Linked DNA regions of Homo sapiens: region 1 is linked to region 2. Evidence: chromatin loops called from intact Hi-C (ENCODE). Cell type or tissue: natural killer cell. All regions are shown on one strand. Each heading gives the region's core, and the rest is flanking DNA. Links, peaks and the distances in the headings are about the cores only. Region 1 overlaps ATP9B (ATPase phospholipid transporting 9B (putative)). Region 2 overlaps ATP9B (ATPase phospholipid transporting 9B (putative)).

Evidence for each region. Hi-C counts contacts between places; a loop is a spot of excess contacts. Peaks named below come from ENCODE experiments on the same cell type or tissue, not always from the same donor. Only the 100,000 strongest peaks of a DNase experiment are listed, where the experiment ranks them.
Region 1: it touches region 2 in a loop (5-fold over the local background); 1 of 110 quality-filtered maps calls a loop at or near these places.

The regions. Positions count from the first base shown.
Region 1 is chr18:79,195,494-79,204,303 of GRCh38, forward strand. All of the region lies in intron 9 of ATP9B (ATPase phospholipid transporting 9B (putative)), which reads left to right. Among named protein-coding and RNA genes, the nearest start is that of ATP9B, 130 kb to the left of the region's middle. In natural killer cell, for the core only: no CTCF peak of the experiment used is centred there; DNase peaks (open chromatin) are centred at 4,698 and 5,248.
Region 2 is chr18:79,322,634-79,331,443 of GRCh38, forward strand. It overlaps ATP9B (ATPase phospholipid transporting 9B (putative)), which reads left to right. Exons shown (of 30, transcript NM_198531.5): 16 at 6,508-6,669; 17 at 7,379-7,471. Among named protein-coding and RNA genes, the nearest start is that of NFATC1, 69 kb to the right of the region's middle. In natural killer cell, for the core only: no CTCF peak of the experiment used is centred there; DNase peaks (open chromatin) are centred at 3,958, 4,778 and 5,518; H3K27ac peaks cover 1,510 bases.

The DNA.
Region 1 (8,810 bases), core at 645-8,644, 130 kb before region 2:
AAAAAACCTCAATGCAAAGTAATTCTATAACAGTGCAACAAGCCTGATTTAAATGTTACTAACCAAACAATGGTACTTAGGAAAGAACACCATAAATCAGACATTTAAAAACACAAGAATCAAAATGGAATAAATTTCTCAAGAATGTAAGAATAAAAGCTCAAGAATAAAACAGGATAACGTGAATGAGAAGGCTAACTGAACTCAGGAGAACACTGAACGTGAGCATCTGAGAAGGGAGGACCGAATCACAGCGTGCCTGTGGGGGATGCACAGTAAGAGATAGGGAGGTTGTAAAGAAGAGAGTCAAGGAAACGAGATAATCAAAGAGGTGAAAAGGACTAGAAGTTGATGGATGTGGAAGATTGGCAAGAAATACTCAACATGAGAGTCTTGAAACAAAATCATGAAATGGTTTGAAACATTGACAGCTCAAGTGTGTGTTATTAAATACAAGGATGTCTGAAGGTACACACTAAAAGGGCCCAGCATGCACGTGAGAAAACTCCAAGACGTGTAACTGCTGTCATATTTTACATATACAGGGAAAAATCCTTTGATCTCCCTGGGAAAATGACCAGCTCCCCACAGTTGGAAGGGGCCAGGTTGGTGTCAGTGTTCTCAGCATACGGAGCCATACAAGAGCAGCACAGCCTTTCCAGGAGGCTCAGGGGAAGAATGTGTGAGTGGAGTGTTTTGCTCCTTCAAAACTGTCCTGCAAGTGCCAATTCTGTGGAGAGCAGTCTCAAGCATACAGAGTTCAGGTGTGTTGTACACATGAGCCTTTTGTGAATAATCTTACAGAGGATTAGCTCTGCCTGGCTGATAGATGACCTGGGTGGAAGTTTTATGGTGAGCACTGAAGATCTAACAGACGTAAGAATAAAACAGTGGAGGGAGGATGGGTGGAAGATGGTACAGTGTATATGAATTTTATACGCTTCCTCTAATAATCAGCTGAAAAGCAGGAAGAGGAGGAGAAAATAGAAGGAGCTCATTGGTTGCTACGTGGGTGTTAAGGCAGTCAGAGACTATTGAAAGCTGACGAGCTCAATAGTAGCTGTCAAAGCAAGGAGAGTAGGATGAAGGCAGGCTACTGGGACAGTGGCAAAATGGTAGTGACCAGAAAATACACACCTCACCAAAAAATAAATTTGGTTTTAAAAATTAGACAACAGTTGATCAATTCATATGGCTAAAGATGCATAGTATGCAGGCTCTTTCACACAGAAAATTAATTGGATCAGAAAGCCTAAAGGAAAGATATATCAAGCAAATACAAATAAAAAGGAAACAGGAGTTGCAGTCTTGGTACTTAACAAGAATACCAGTATAGAATCGAGAAAGCATTTAGAATGAGGTGAAGAAAGATGCTATAAGATAATAAAGTCCGTCATAGGAAACTTTAACATCTACCTGCAGTTCCCAGTGGGTCAGGTGGACAGAAAGGTAGGAGAGGCATAGAAGAGAGAGCTCAGAACATGAGCAGTAAAATATATCATTTTAAATTTTTATTGAACTTTGTTCCCCAGTAATTTTTATTTGAGCATATATAGGGTGTCACCAAAAGTTGAACATACATTTGCTTGTAAAGAAATTTTTATTTCTATAACATAGAACTCATACAGACAATATTCTCTGATCACAATGCAATAAAATTGGTAAGCAGTAACAAAATCAGTGAATGAAACGACTTTCTGCCTGTAAATGTAAATATATTAATCAATTTTTGTATCATAGGAGAAATATAAACTGAAATTGGAGAATTTCTATAAAATATTGGTAATGGAGACACTGCATATCAGAATCTGAATCTGTTTGATATGTTTGGAAATAGGAAAATTTATAATCTTTATATATATATAGCAATAAAAATAAAAATGAAAATTAATGAATTAAATAAGTATATGACAAAGTGAACAAAAAGAGTGCAGAGGGAAGGAAGAACATATAAAGGTTAAGGTCATATAACTAAAAAATAGAACCTTAAAGCCATTCTGTTAGGGTGGGGATTTCAGAGGCCAGGTAATAAAAGGAGGTAAGTTTTTTAAAAAATACTGTGTGTTAAGTGATACAATATTGATTCAGAGTAAACTGTGATAAGTAAAGGTTGCATATAATAATTCTCAGAGCAACCACTAAAAAAAGAAAGAGGTCAGTAGAGGTGATGAAGTTAGATGCTAAAGTGGGATCAACTGGTTTCTTTCCCCTGAAAAAAGACAGGTGCAGGAAACCCAATACCAGGTGTGACAAGTAGAAAACAAAGAGCAGCAAAGAGCAAGATGGTTGACTCAGTAATTAAACGTCTCTGCAGTTAAAAGGCAGAGACTGTCAGACTGGAGAAAAACATAGTACCCCCGAATTCATAGAACTAATAGGCAACATAAAATCTACGAGAACGGATTTTTTCCTTCTAATCTATAGAATAAGGACATGTAGTTTATTAAGACTATAGAATATTAAAATAACATTAGGAAGGCACTTCAGCATATTGACAGATATTATTAAATGCAACAGCTACATAATACACATTTTTCAAAATCTCATGGAACAATCCCAACTATAGTTGAATATAAAACAAGTCTTAGTATATTTTTTTAAAATTGCAATTGTATATTCACTAATTACAATATGGAATTAGAAATAAATAAAAAATCTTTAAAATCCTCAGGTATTTGGAAATTAAACTCAAAAACCTAAGTTTAAAATTAGATGGTTTAAATCCCCAATTAAATGGACAGGAGTGTCAAGTTGTATAAAAAAGCAAGATTCAAATATATGGTGCCTATAAGAAAACACATTAAAAACACAGGTAAAAAGTAAAAAATAGATACCGTACCAACACTAATCAAAGCTGGAGTTACTTATAGTAATATCACACAAAGTACATTTCAGAACATAATGAGAAAAGGGTTTATTATGGAGACAAGTAAGCCCTAAACATTTATGCACTAATAACAGAGCTGCAAAATACGGTCATGAGTTGCTTAATAGTAGAGTTACATTCTGAGAAGTAAGTTAGACCATTTCGTCATTGTGCAAACATGATGGAGTGCACTTACACAAACCTAGATCGTGTAGCCTACTACACACCTAGGTTATATGGTGTAGCCTGTTGCTCCTGTACTTCAAACTTGTACAACATGTTACTGTGTTTAATAATGTGGGCAGTTGTCACACAATGATAAGTATCTGTGTATCTAACCATAGAAAAGGTACAGTAAAAAATGCTGTATAAAAGATTAAGAAATGATACACCTGTATAGAGTACTAACGACAAATGGAGTTTCCAGAACTAGAAGTTGGTCTGGGTGAGTCAGTGAGTGAGTGGTGAGTGAATGTGAAGGCCTGGACATGACTGCACACTACTGTAAACTTTTTAAACACTGTACATGTAAGCTACACTCAACCTATTTAAAAATGTTTTTCTTAAATAGTAAATTAATCTCAGCTTCCTATAACTTTAATTTTTTTTTTTGAGACAGTCTCACTCTGTTGCCCAGGATGGAGTGCAGTGGCGCAATCTCAGCTCACTGCAACCTCTGCCTCCCAGGTTCAAGTGGCTCTTCTGCCTCAGCCTCCTGAGTAGCTGGGATTAGAGTCACGCACTGCCACGCCGGGCTAATTTTTTGTATTTTTAGTAGAGATGGGGTTTCACCGTGTTGGTCAGGCTGGTCTCGAACTCCTGACCTCGTGATCCATCTGCCTTGGCCTCCCAAAGTGCTGGGATTACAGGCATGAGCCTGTAAACTCATTTTTACATACCTATAACTTTACACAAAGTAAATTACACAAAGTAATTTGTGCCCGGCCCTATAACTTTAATTTTTAAAAAATCTTTTTACTCTATTAATAACACTTAGCTTAAAACACAAACACATTGTACACCTGTACAAAAATATTTTCTTTATATACCTAGTCTGTAGTCTTTTTTAGTTTTTAAAAATTTTACTTTTTAAACTTTTTTTTGTTAAAAACAAAGACACAGCTGGGCGTGGTGGCTCACGCCTGTAATCCCAGCAATTTGGGAGGCCGAGGCTGGTGGATCACGAGGTCAAGAGATTGAGGAGACCATCCTGGCCCATATGGTGAAACCCCATCTCTACTAAAAATACAAAAATTAGCTGGGCGTGGTGGCACATGCCTGTAGTCCCAGCTATTCAGGAGGCTGAGGCAGGAGAATCACTTGAACCCAGGAGGGTAGAGGTTGCAGTGAGCTGAGATTGTGCCACTGCACTCCAGCCTGGTGACAGAACAAGACTACATCTGAAAAAAAAAAAAAAAAGAAAAATGCAGACACACACACACACACATTAGCCTAGGCCTACTCGGATCATCAGTATCACTGTCTCCTCCTACACATTTTGTCCTGCTGGAAGATCTCCACGTGTAATAACAGGCAGGGATTTGTCCCAGGATAACAATGTGTTTTTCTGGCAGAACCCTGGAAGGACCTGCCGGAGGCTGTTTTACAATTAAGTTTGTCTTTTTATAAGTAGAAGGAGTACACTCTCAAACAGTGATAAAAAGTATAGTAACACATAAACTAGTAACATAGTTGTTTGTTATTTAATATTATGTACTGTACATAATTGTATGCACTAGACTTTCATGACTGGCGGCCCAGTAGTTTTGTTTTCACCACCGTCACCACAAACACGTGAGTAATGTCTAATGCTATGACATTCTGATGGCTGCAGCATGACCATGTGGTAGGAATGCTTCATCTCTGTTATACTTTGATGGGGCTACTGTGGTTTGTGCCATCCACTGTCTACTGAAATGTTGTTATGTTGTACACGATTGTACCTGAAGCAGAAACTGTTAGAACTTCAAGGAGAAACTGACAAATCCATTATGATAGTTGGAGATTTTAATACCCACTTCTCAATAATTGAACAAATGAGTAGGGAGAAAATCAGTAAGGATATAGTAGAACACTATAGTGTTGAAGAACACTATTCATGAAGTTGACCCCATTGATAGATACAGGGACTTAAGGCAGCAGGATGGGTAGCTTACCCAGTGCACACAGAACATTTATTAAGGTATGCCAGAAAAAAGCTTAGGAAAAAAAAGGCAACTCATAAAATATGCTCTCTGACCAAGTGGGCTTCATTAAGAAATTATAATAAAGGTTTCTCGGAAATTGCCAAATATCAGATAATAAAGGATACATTTCTGAATATCTTGTGAGTAAATGTGTTTATGTCAGAGCAGAGGTGGAGGTGGGGACTGTCGGGGTCAGAGCAGAGGTGGAGGTGGGAACGTTGGGGTCAGAGCAGAAGTAGTGGTGGAATTGTTTTCATCAGAATAGACTTGGGTGGGGCCCTGGATTTCCAGGCCACAATGCTCAGTTGCCATTGAGGTTCTAGAGCCTGAGGCTCCCACACCCTTTTAGGAGCTGGTGCTGGCTGTTGCCCTGGCTGCTTTAGGACGGTCGGTTGGCCTCTCAGGTGCAAGTGCCAAGTGTTGAGCACAAACTGAATTTAGGAACGGGAATGGCTTCACCCCATGAGGCACAAGACGTGTGCTGATGGCCTGGTGATGGTGACCACTTGTGGGAGGCTGTGCCACTCAAAGAGAGAAACTTATTTGTGGTTTTCAAGCTAATTAAAGATACATTTACTTTGTGTAAATTACTTCAAGTTCATTCACACAGATAGCCTTTCATTGCCTTTGATGTTTTCTAACAGTTTTTTTCTCATTTTAGATATATCCATTCTGAAATCTGAATTATTTTGATGATAGTTCTTGATTTTTCTGTGTATTTTTCAAAAAGGAAGAGAATAAAGACATGATAAATAACTTGTTTATAATGAGAAAATGGAATTCAGTTAAATTCAAATTTATCAACTGGGCATTGTTAAGGAGTGGTATCCACTTATCTTCCTTTTTTATAGTGTAATATACATAAGACAAAATATCTTTTGTGTCAGCTTAAATACTTAAATAAGAATTAGAACAAATTGGCTGGGCATGGTGGCTCATGCTTGTAACCCTAGCACTTTGGGAGGCTGAGGTGGGAGTTGAGCCCAGGAGTTCGAGACCAGCCTGGGCAACATTGGGAGACCTAATTTACTTCTTTATTTTTTGAGATGGAGTCTTGCTGTGTTGCCCAGGCTGGAGTGCAGTGGCGTGATCTCGGCTCACTGTAGCCTGTGCCTCCTTGTTCAAGCAATTCTCCTGCCTCAGCCTCCCGAGCAGTTGGGACTACGGGTGTGCGCCACCAAGCCCAGCTAATTTTTGTATTTTTAGTAGAGACGGGGTTTCACCATATTGGTCTCGAACTCCTGACCTAGTGATCCACCCACCTCGGCCTCCCAAAGTGCTGGGATTACAGGCGTGAGTCACTGTGCCCAGCCCCTGATTTCTGATTTAAAAAAATTTTTTTTTTAATTAGCCTAGTGGGGTGGCTACAGCTGGAGCACGCCTGTAGCCTCAGCTATGTGGGAGGCGGATGTGGGAGGATTGCTGGAGCCTGCCAGGTTGAGGTGGAGCCTGCCCTGAGCTGTGATTGTACCACTGCACTGCAGCCTGGGTGACAGAGTGAGACCCTGTCCTAAAATATATATATATACGGAATTAGAGAAAATTAATTCAAGGTCCCTGTGGCAGTATACCCAGTATGCATGCTGATGCCTGTGCAGAATCTAATGGAGATGTGGCGCTGTGATGGTGTCTGCTTCCTCTTTCCTCAGATAATGTGAGAACAACCTAAATTACTGATTGTATAACCTTTTTCATTATGTGAATGATTGATATCGCTAATTTCACTTATTGTTCAAAATCTGTATGTATTGTCTTGGAAGTTTGGAGTTGTAAATTGTAGCCAGTTTTGAAGTATTAGCAGTATTTATAGTCCTTTAACATCACATTCCCAGTTAGTCATTTTGAGAATGTATTTTCTGCTGTAATTTCTTTTGCAAACCATAGCACACTTACATTGTTCATGTCTTCTTCAGCCAAAATACTCTCCTTCAAAAAAGCAAACCTCTGCTGTTTGTTAAGTAGGGTATGCTGTTGAGAGAACAGCATGAAATGGTAACATTTTGCATCCTCCCCCAAGCAGATTTTATCTGTTCACACTTATAGACCATTAAAGAGAAGGAAAGTGAAATAGAACATTTTAGAGATAATTTATTTTCAGTCTTCCCAGTCTTTATTCTGTGCTTCATGAGACTGGTAAAAAACTATCTTTTGGAATAATTTTCTCCATGTTAGAAAAATGTTTATAGTCAATCATCGCCATTCCAGAACTGAAAGAAAGATGCATAGATATTGTGTTTTCTTCAACATAAAATTGTGTTAGAGACAGAAACATTCATATGGAAAAATGGTCATAGAAAAGTAACAGGAAACCAGCTAAAATTTCTAAAATGAAATTATATAGAACCTTTTGTTTACATTTGAGAAACCCTTCTAAAATTTTTATGTTTTTTAATGCCCTTATTCTCTTGGACTTTGACATTAGGAGAAAATATAGTACTAAAAGATTGACATGCATCAATAATTAAACTTTCATATCAAGTGAATCATTAGGAAGAGTTTAAAGGGAATACAATTGTGTGAATTTCTACTTGGGTGGTGAAGTCACGATGGGCATCTTCAGGCAGGAGAACCGGGAGGAGCAGGTGCCTGATGCCTCATACAGGTGGAAGGCTTAGAGTAACAGCAGGCAGGAGGCCCTGGAGGAGCAGGTACCTGATGCATCATGGAGGCAGTAGGACGTGGAGGAGCAGGTACCTGATGAGCGATAGAGGCAGGAAGCTTAGAGTAACAGCAGGCAGGAGGCCCTGGAGGAGCAGGTACCCGATGCTTCTTAGAGGCAGGAGGGCGTAGAGGAGCAGGCACCCGATACTTCGTAGAGGTAGGAGGCTTAGAGTAACAGCAGGCAGGAGGCCCTGGAGGAGCAAGTACCTGATGCTTCATAAAAGGAGACTCAGAGTAACCACAGGCAGGTGACTCATTATAGCATCATGCTTGTGGGCACTGCAGGTGAAAGACATCTTGATTCCTGTGGATATTAGAAAAAGAATTTCATGAGTGTTCTTTTGTTTATTGGACAATGTTCATTGCCTATTCTGTGCTAGGTGCTAGGAAGGTAATACCCATAAAATATGGGATTAGAAACATGTCAATTGCTCTGATACAATAAAATTCTGAATTTATGGTAGATAAAAATTTTATTGCTTCAAGTTTTAAAATGATAAATAGGGAATTCAGTATTTGGCTTCTTAATGCCAACTGTATGCTCAATTGGCTGTGCCAACGCTGGAACCTCTAGACCCCCAGCAGGTAAAGGATATACCGTGTCAACCGTATCTGGGAAGTAGGAATGAGGATGTCTATCTTTTTTGTTTCTTCAACAGTGTTAGAGGATATATATCTTTTTTTTGTTTCTTCAATAGTGTTAAGCTGAGTTAGACTGTAACACCATTTGTTTGAATGAATCAGAAATTGCCCATTTCAGTGCAATCCTAAATTCAATTACAAAGTAGTCTAATCCATAGAGGCTACTTGCTTTTTCTTTAAAGTTGATATTTTGGTTGTTCTATCAAATCATAAAAGTCATAGGGATAACTCAGTTTTTCTGGATTGTTTATCTTAGCATTGAATAAATTGTATGCCTTTACTCTGAGCAGCTACTTTAGTTATAAACAAAGTAAACAAAAGGCAGTTTCCATCTGGTATTTTCTGTGGAAAAAACAAGAACAGTGTTGGAAAATTAAGTACTTGAATGTTCTTCTGTGTTTTAAAGCCCGTAATAGTGGTGTGTTAGCTACTGTGCAGGAGCTTAATTTCATTCC
Region 2 (8,810 bases), core at 302-8,301:
TATTTGGCACACATTAAGCATTGGATTTGCTCCTATTTGTGTAATTTATGTTCTTACTAAGATTCTTAAGCAAAACAGACCAAAGTCAAAATTTGCTAATTTCATTTATTTTCAGCAAAAGGAAGACACATCAATCATGTTTGAGAGTGGGAAGCTTCAGGTTTATAAAGGTCAAATTCTAGGTGCCTCCCAGAGCAGAATGTTCTCAACATGCAGCAAAGTTAAATATGGTACTTCAGACAGAGTCAGACCGTCCTGAAATATGGTAGAGACTCGGGGCCTTTGATTTAGTCTTGCTTTATGTTTTATGTCTTTTTTAAGTTTTTAAATTTTAAATTATTCTGGGTACGTAATAGTACATACTTATGGGGTACATGTGATATTTGATACAAGCATACAATATGCAGTGATCAAATCGGTAATTGGGATACCCGTCACCTCAAGCATTTATCGTTGCTTCGCGTTAGTAATCCTCCGTTTATCGTTGCTTCGCGTTAGTAATCCTCCGTTTATCGTTGCTTCGCGTTAGTAATCCTCCGTTTATCGTTGCTTCGCGTTAGTAATCCTCCGTTTATCGTTGCTTCGCGTTAGTAATCCTCCGTTTATCGTTGCTTCGTGTTAGTAATCCTCTGTTTATCGTTGCTTCGCGTTAGTAATATTGCAGTTCCATTCTTAGTTATTGTAAAATATACATAAATTATTGTCAGTGAAGGTCACCCTATCATGCTACTGAGCGCTGGATCTTATTCCTTCTATCCGACTGTATTTTTGTACCCATTCACCAGCCCCCTTTATCACCCCTATCCCCAATATCCTCAATGTCCCCGATATCCTTCCCGGACTCTGGTAACCATCATTCTACTCTCTGTCTCCAGGAGTTCAACCTTTTTTTCTTAGCTCCCACATAAGAATGAGAAGACCCAGTGTTTGTCTTTCTGTGCCCGGCTGATTTCACTTAGCATAATGTGCCCCTGTTCCATTCACATTGTTGTAGATGAAAGGGTCTCATTCTTTAGTGATGGCTGAATAATACTCCATTGTGTGTACACCACGTTTTCTTCATCCGTGCATCCAGTGGGGGACACAGGCTGATTCCATAACGTGGCCACTGTGAACAGTGCCGCAGTACACGTAGGGGTGCCGAGATCTCTTCAGTGTACTGATTTCCTTTCTTTGGGGGATATTCCCAGGCGTGGGATTGTGGATTATATGGTGGCTCTGTGTTTAGATTGGGGGTAACCTCCATGCTGCTCTCCAGAGGGCTGCACGAATTTACATTCCCGACAACAGTGCTCCCTTCTCCCACCTCCTCCCTCGCCAGCATTTGAATTGCTGTCTTTTGGATAGAAGCCGTTTTAACTGGGGTGAGGTGATACCTCATTGTAATTTTTATTTGCATGTCTGATGATTAAAGGATATTGAGCATGCTTTCCTATACCTGTTGGCCGTTTGTGTGTCTTCTTTTGAGAAATGTCTGTTCAGATCTTTTGCCCATATTTTAATCGAATTACTCATTTTTTTCCGATTAAGTCGTTTGAGAATATACAATGATCTGGTAGATTCTGCTTATTAATCTCTTCTCAGTGGGTAGTTTGCAAATATTTTCTCTCATTCTGTGGGTTTTCTCTTCACTTTGTTGATTGTTTTCTTTGCTGTGCAGTGGCTTTTTAGCCCAATGTGATCCTGTTTGTCCATTTTTGCTTTGGTTGCCTGTGCTTTTGAGGTCTTATTCAAGAAGTCTTTGCCCAGACCAAAGTGCCCTGGAGTGTGCCAGCCTATTAGGCACATTTTCAAATTTGATTAGTGGTTTTAGATACCAAGCAGATATTACCCATATAAGGGTGTCTTTTAATTTTTCAGTCCACCCACAGATACAGATGTCAAGCAGAAAAGGGTTGAGGTCTGTCTGACTCACTCTTGGGGTGTAGTTCTTCAGCCAGCGCTGTGGGCTGAGACCAGACCCTGCCCCACATCCCACTACCTGGAGGACCAACAGGTGCTGACCAGGTACCCAACAAATTGCACTGGCCCTTACATGCAGGGTTGATTAATAAGAGTAAAGGCTCTTTTCCCTTAAATATGGAAACGAGTTGTCTCACTTCAGAATGTTGCTTATAGAAAAATAGTAATTCTATACCATTAAGTCTTCTTAATTGCTGGTCTAATATGTAACATTTTGCTGTCCCTGAATTTATAAATAGTTAACTATATGGTCTTATTTGTTTAAATGAAATTTGTATTTCTAGATGATAAATTCGGGCTGAGGAGAAATTCCAACATTGTACATAGTCATTCCTCCTTCAGAAAGCAGGTTTTGAAGTGTGTTCAGCAGCTGGGGCTGTGGAGTAAACCAGTGGGGCTGGAGAGCCATGTGGGGAAGATGAAGGCCGTGGCCGAAGACAGACCCGGTCCCTGCTGGAAAAGGGAGCCCACAACCCCTGAGCCCCTCTCCCAGGTTCTGGGGAGGAGGGACCCCAGATGCCGGAGGACACAGGTCGTTTGTGTGACGCATTCTTTCCTCCCCAGTCTAGAGCAGGACTAGCTGGTACTCTCCCTGGAAATAGAAAATGGTGCCTCAGATCACTTCTGCCCTCTGGGATGCAGATGAAGAACTTGAGTTGAGAAAAGGTGTCTGACTCTCCCATCTCTTATGCCTTTTCTGTAGAAGTGCACGTCGGATTTTGTAACTGAAATGACTGCAAATGTAGGATAGTAGTTACAGTTTCTCTCTCAATACTGCTTTTCCAGAATCATTCTATTCCATATATCATAAGCTCACTTTACTTTGTAAACTTCTTAAAATATGAGAAATTTGTAAAAGGTAAATGCTGATAGATTGAGTACGCACCATTTGAAACTGTATAAATATGTGTGTGTGTTTATTATCCTAAAACAGTTGGCCTGTTTGTCTATTTAATTCCTTAACTAGAGCCTAAAAAATGTTTGGGAAGTCACCTGAGGTCACATGACAGGGAAGGAGCGGGGGCTTTTGCACTGCAGGCCTCTCAAAAGCATGCCTGTGGGGCGAGGTCAGTGGCAGTGGCACCTGGGCAGCCCTGAAAAGGAGGGACAGGTGCCTGTCACCTCCACGCAGCACCGGTGACACCATCGCGATCCCTGGCTTTGCTCCCGGCACTCCCCACTTGCACGCAGCATCTCCAGAGCCAGAAGAGACATGGCGTTAGGCTGTTTTCCATTATCTCTGCACACTCCATTCCTTCACATGGTGTTAGGGTGTCATCTCTGTACCCTCCGTCCCCTCACATGGTGTTAGGGTGTCATCTCTGTACCCTCCCTCCCCTCACATGGTGTTAGGGTGTCATCTCTGTACCCTCCCTCCCCTCACATGGTGTTAGGGTGTCATCTCTGTACCCTCCCTCCCGTCATATAGTGTTAGGGTGTCACCTCTGTACCCTCCCTCCCCTCACATGGTGTTAGGGTGTCACCTCTGTACCCTCCCTCCCCTCACATGGTGTTAGGGTGTCACCTCTGTACCCTCCCTCCCCTCACATGGTGTTAGGGTGTCATCTCTGTACCCTCCCTCCCCTCACATGGTGTTAGGGTGTCATCTCTGTACCCTCCCTCCCCTCACATGGTGTTAGGGTGTCATCTCTGTACCCTCCCTCCCCTCACATGGTGTTAGGGTGTCATCTCTGTACCCTCCCTCCCCTCACATGGTGTTAGGGTGTCATCTCTGTACCCTTCCTCCCCTCACATGGTGTTAGGGTGTCATCTCTGTACCCTCCCTCCCCTCACATGGTGTTAGGGTGTCATCTCTGTACCCTCCCTCCCCTCACATGGTGTTAGGGTGTCATCCCTGCACACTCCTTCCCCTCACATGGTGTTAGGGTGTCATCTCTATACCCTCCCTCCCCTCACATGGTGTTAGTGTGTCATCTCTGCACACTCTCTCCCTGCACATGGTGTTAAGTGTCATCTCTGTACCCTCCCTCCCTGAGCTCACATGGTGTTCGGTTTCATCTCTGCACACTCCGTCCCCACACAGTGCCCTGCTGTGTCAAGTTCAAAGCATGAAAAAGAAAGGAAGCAGCTCTTCACACCCAGACACTGGAAAATCATGCTAGAGGTATTCTGTGGTCAGACGTGTGGGGAATTGCTTAGAAAATCTGATTTTAAAGGTAGTTCCTGGTCTGCCCACGAGTGCATGTCTGGAGGGCTCCTGTGAGAAAGCTGAGGGTAGAGCCCTGGCATCCTCCTGGTGGCCTCCCTGTGCTGACTGTCCACTGTGCTGACTGTCCACTGTGTGCCCTCACACCTCATTTCTCGAATCCTTGCTGCAGCTCTGAGTGGTGCCTCGGCACGGCCATTCTGTAGACAAGGACCCTGGGGTTGCAGAGGTGCAGCCATTTGCCCAGGGTTCGGTCCTAACCTGAGCAGCTGGCCACAGAGCCAGAGCTCTTGAGAACTTTGCTACAGTCTCTCTAAGAGTGTGAACTCATCCTCACAGGAATGTTCAGAAGGCCCTAAGATTGATTTAATATCCTGTGCACTAGACAACATTTAAAATGTTCCTGAAGTGACTTGAGTTCTTAGAACCTAAGATTTTAAAACTGTTTGGCTGAGAGTGAGGTGGAGGTTAAAACTGAAGGCAAGGACGTGCTCATCGGAAGAGGTGGGTGAGAATGAGGTTGTGGTTTAAGAAGAGGACTCACCCAGGCTGTGAGGGGCTTCAGCACTGTGGGTGGCGGCAGGCCTGCAGAACAGAGAGGAGACCCTGAGGGAAGCAGCTGTGTTACTGGGCTGTGCTGCAGTGGTGTGGGACGTTGCAGAGAGCGTGCTCTCCATGGTTAGTGTGCTCCCCATGGTTAGCGTGTTCTCCGTGGTTAGCGTGCTCTCCGTGGTTAGTGTGCTCTCTCCATGGTTAGCGTGCTCTCCGTGGTTAGCGTGCTCTCCGTGGTTAGCGTGCTCTCCGTGGTTAGCGTGCTCTCCGTGGTTAACGTGCCCTCCGTGGTTAGCGTGCCCTCCCTGGTTAGTGTGCCCTCCCTGGTTAGCATGCTCTCCGTGTTTAGCGTGCTCTCCGTGGTTAGCGTGCTCTCCGTGGTTAGTGTGCTCTCTCCATGGTTAGCGTGCTCGCCGTGGTTAGCGTGCTCTCCGTGGTTAGCGTGCTCTCTGTGGTTAACGTGCTCTCCGTGGTTAGCGTGCTCTCCGTGGTTAGCGTGTTCTCCGTGGTTAGTGTGTTCTCCGTGGTTAGCGTGCTCTCCATGGTTAGCGTGCTCTCCATGGATAGTGTGCTCTCCGTGGTTAGCGTGCTCTCCGTGGGTAGCGTGCTCTCTCTGGTTAGCGTGCTCTCCGTGGTTAGCGTGCTCTCCGTGGTTAGCGTGCTCTCTCTGGTTAGCGTGCTCTCCGTGGTTAGCGTGCTCTCCGTGGTTAGCGTGCTCTCCGTGGTTAGCGTGCTCTCTCTGGTTAGCGTGCTCTCCGTGGTTAGCGTGCTCTCTGTGGTTAGCGTGCTCTCTGTGGTTAGCGTGCTCTCCGTGGATAGCGTGCTCTCTGTGGTTAGCGTGCTCTCCGTGGTTAGTGTGCTCTCTGTGGTTAGTGTGTTCTCCGTGGTTAGCATGTTCCCCATGGTTAGTGTGCCTTTAGCTGCATAATAGGATTGGCATACCCTATTTATCTGATTAATGTCTGGTAGGGAGGTTGCTTTTAAAGACAGACTTTTATCAGAAAATAATACTTTTTGTCATAAAATACTATTCACAAATTATTAACTGTAAAAATTGCTCTTCCACTTGTGATTGTTAAATTTTAATAAGTCAATAAATAATTATCAATAAGAATACATTCTATTTCTGAGTACCTGCCATATGCCAGAGAATCACTCATGTTATTTTGGCCTCAAAGCAATTTGGAAGGCCATTTTTCCACATGACAGAAGAGGAGCGTGGCCCCAGCAGAGTGAAGACCTGGCCACAGGAGTTCCGACTTTCACACTTGGGCTTAGAACCCAGGCCTGCTTTCTCCTTGTCTATCTTGTCTCCTTTAAGTTTGCAAATATTACATGTAGACACATTAATAGAGTTAATTAGTCACCAATTTGTCTCTTATTTTAGAAAAATAATTACCATAAACATGAGATTCAAACTATTTCCCCTTTCATGGTGTCCATGGAACTGGGGAGGGAGAAACCTTGAAAAGTCGTATAACTTGCTCCCTGTCCCCAGACTGATGGGGTGAGCTGCGTTCTCAATTTTAAAACCATCTGGCTCTAGGGAGCAATTAACACAAATTGTAAAGAAAGTCTTTATGATCCATAATGGTCTTTATTTTAAAGAATAATACCAAGTGACTTTTGTGATATTGCTTAGGATTCCTCTAGAACAATGTTATTCAAACGTATATACTTAGCCGTGAAAACAAAAAGTTCTGAACACCTAAGTTCTTCTGCAGCTGTCTCATGTTGGCAAGCTTTCTGAGCACTGCCGTGCTGGCTCGCCTGCGTGCGGCTTTCCTGAGGCAGCGGTGGCCTCAGTTGTTGCTGGTCTCCCGTAGGTCGCTCTGGTGCAGTGGACAGAGAGTGTGGGCCTCACGCTGGTCAGCAGGGACCTCACCTCCATGCAGCTGAAGACCCCCAGTGGCCAGGTCCTCAGCTTCTGCATTCTGCAGCTGTTTCCCTTCACCTCCGAGAGCAAGCGGATGGGCGTCATCGTCAGGGTGAGGCTGCGGGGAGGGTGCCACGCGATGGCTTCAGACATTTTGTTTTCACACCTTTTAAACACAGATTTTCCCAAAAGAAAGTTAAACATTTACTCAGGTGCTTTATGCTGTTACAGTTTTGTTTGTTTTTTTTTTTTAATGAAATCTAAGCTAATAATCTATATCTGGGAACCTACTGTGTCTCTAGTGAGATAAAATAATTCTCCTAAGTCAACCTAGCCAGAATCAATAATGTGGGATTTATTAATTTTTGAAATCAACAACTAAAGCTGTTTTGATTTCAACAAAAATAACATGCCAAAGAGTTTGACTTTTGTACATTGATTTATGACCATAAAGTTGCCAAAACGTACCTTAATTTTTTTAGCAAACACCAAAATCATATCTTGGAAGTTGACTAAACAATGAAGCATTAAATCCAACTGTAAAAGTTTAAGAGAATGAATGCAACTCAAATCATATTCATTAACACACTCAGACCTTCAGCCTAGCATCTCAGGATGCACAATTATGTTCTCAGTCCTGATTGCACTATTGCTGAAGAGTGGGCCTAGCCCTCCGCGTAGAAACACGTGTGAGGAGCTTAACACACAGGAACACATTCATAGGAATTGCTTTTTCCATTGTATGTTTTATTAGACTAGCAGTTATTTGCCCCGAGCAATGCAGCCTAAATGTGCCTCTGTTTATTTTTGTTCTTTGATAGGATGAATCCACGGCAGAAATCACATTCTACATGAAGGGCGCTGACGTGGCCATGTCTCCTATCGTGCAGTATAATGACTGGCTGGAAGAGGAGGTATGTGAGTGACTCTAGCGTGGTTCACAGTGTTTCTATGGAAGAGGAGGTATGTGAGTGACTCTCAGCCTGGTTCACAGTGTTTCTATGAACTTTATTGATAGATGACAGGAAAAGGATATCCTTTCCCCAGCTTGCAGACACTGGTATCATTGGATGAATTGAGCTGTCAAAATGTCAAACCAGATGCTGATGGGAACCACATAGGTTGTCAAACACAGTATCATTTTATACTAAATTATTTTAAGTGCTTGCAGTTCTCAATTTCATAAAGGAGAAAGGGTAGGAGTCCTATCTATTTATAAATAGTTTACCCTTTTTTTTTTTTTTGAGACAGACACACTGTCACCCAGGCTGGAGTGCAGTAGCGCAATCTTGGCTCTCTGCAACCTGCACTTCCCAGGTTCAAGCGATTCTCCTGCCTCAGCCTCCCAAGTAGCTGGGACTACAGGCACCCGCCACCATGCCTGACTAATTTTTTTGTATTTTTAGTAGAGACAGGGTTTCACCATGTTAGCCAGGATGGTCTCTATCTCCTGACCTCGTGATCCGCCCGTGTCGGCCTCCCAAAGTGCTGGCATTATATGCATGAGCCACCATGCCCAGCCAATAATTTACTTTCTGTGTAAATAACAATCATTTTTGTTTTGTGTGTGAGTGCGTGTCAATCTATACAAGTAGGTCCTTACAAAGAATATTTTGTTTATAATAGAAATAGAAGGCATTATCAATCATTCACTATTCTGAAATAATACTTTATATGTAATCAAAGTTATATTTTAATGTATCTCTTTTGTAACATAAATATTTGCAAGATTTTCTTTAGAATTTTAACCTAATGCTAATTTGTGCATAAGGTTCACCTAAAATTAGAACATAAGATACAAATAATAAGCAATCCCATATTTCATTAAATTCTCCTGAAGTAAATAGGATTTGTAGGTAGCCTCATGAGATGATTTTATCGTTAAGCTTATGTATAAATCAGTAGTTGGATTTCCAAGTAAAATGGAGACTGTTGTAATTGTAGTAAACATGGCCCTTTTTCCTGTGTGCGTGTTGCTGTTGGAATTCAGAGTCTCTCCTCCCACCCTGGGACCTCAGAGATGGTCTGTCCGTGCAGCCTCCACACCCCAGTGTTCGCAACGGTAGTGGCAATATGAATCAATATCTCCTTCGGGGTGGTTTGATTTAATCAGGGACGTGAATAAATTAAACTCCCTGAAGACCTAGTAAAATGCCATAAAAATTACTTTTGGTCATAATGATGTGCAATTAATTGTAAAATACTTCTTTAATTTATTTAGCTTTATGAGGCCAAATCAATAAATGTTTTGCA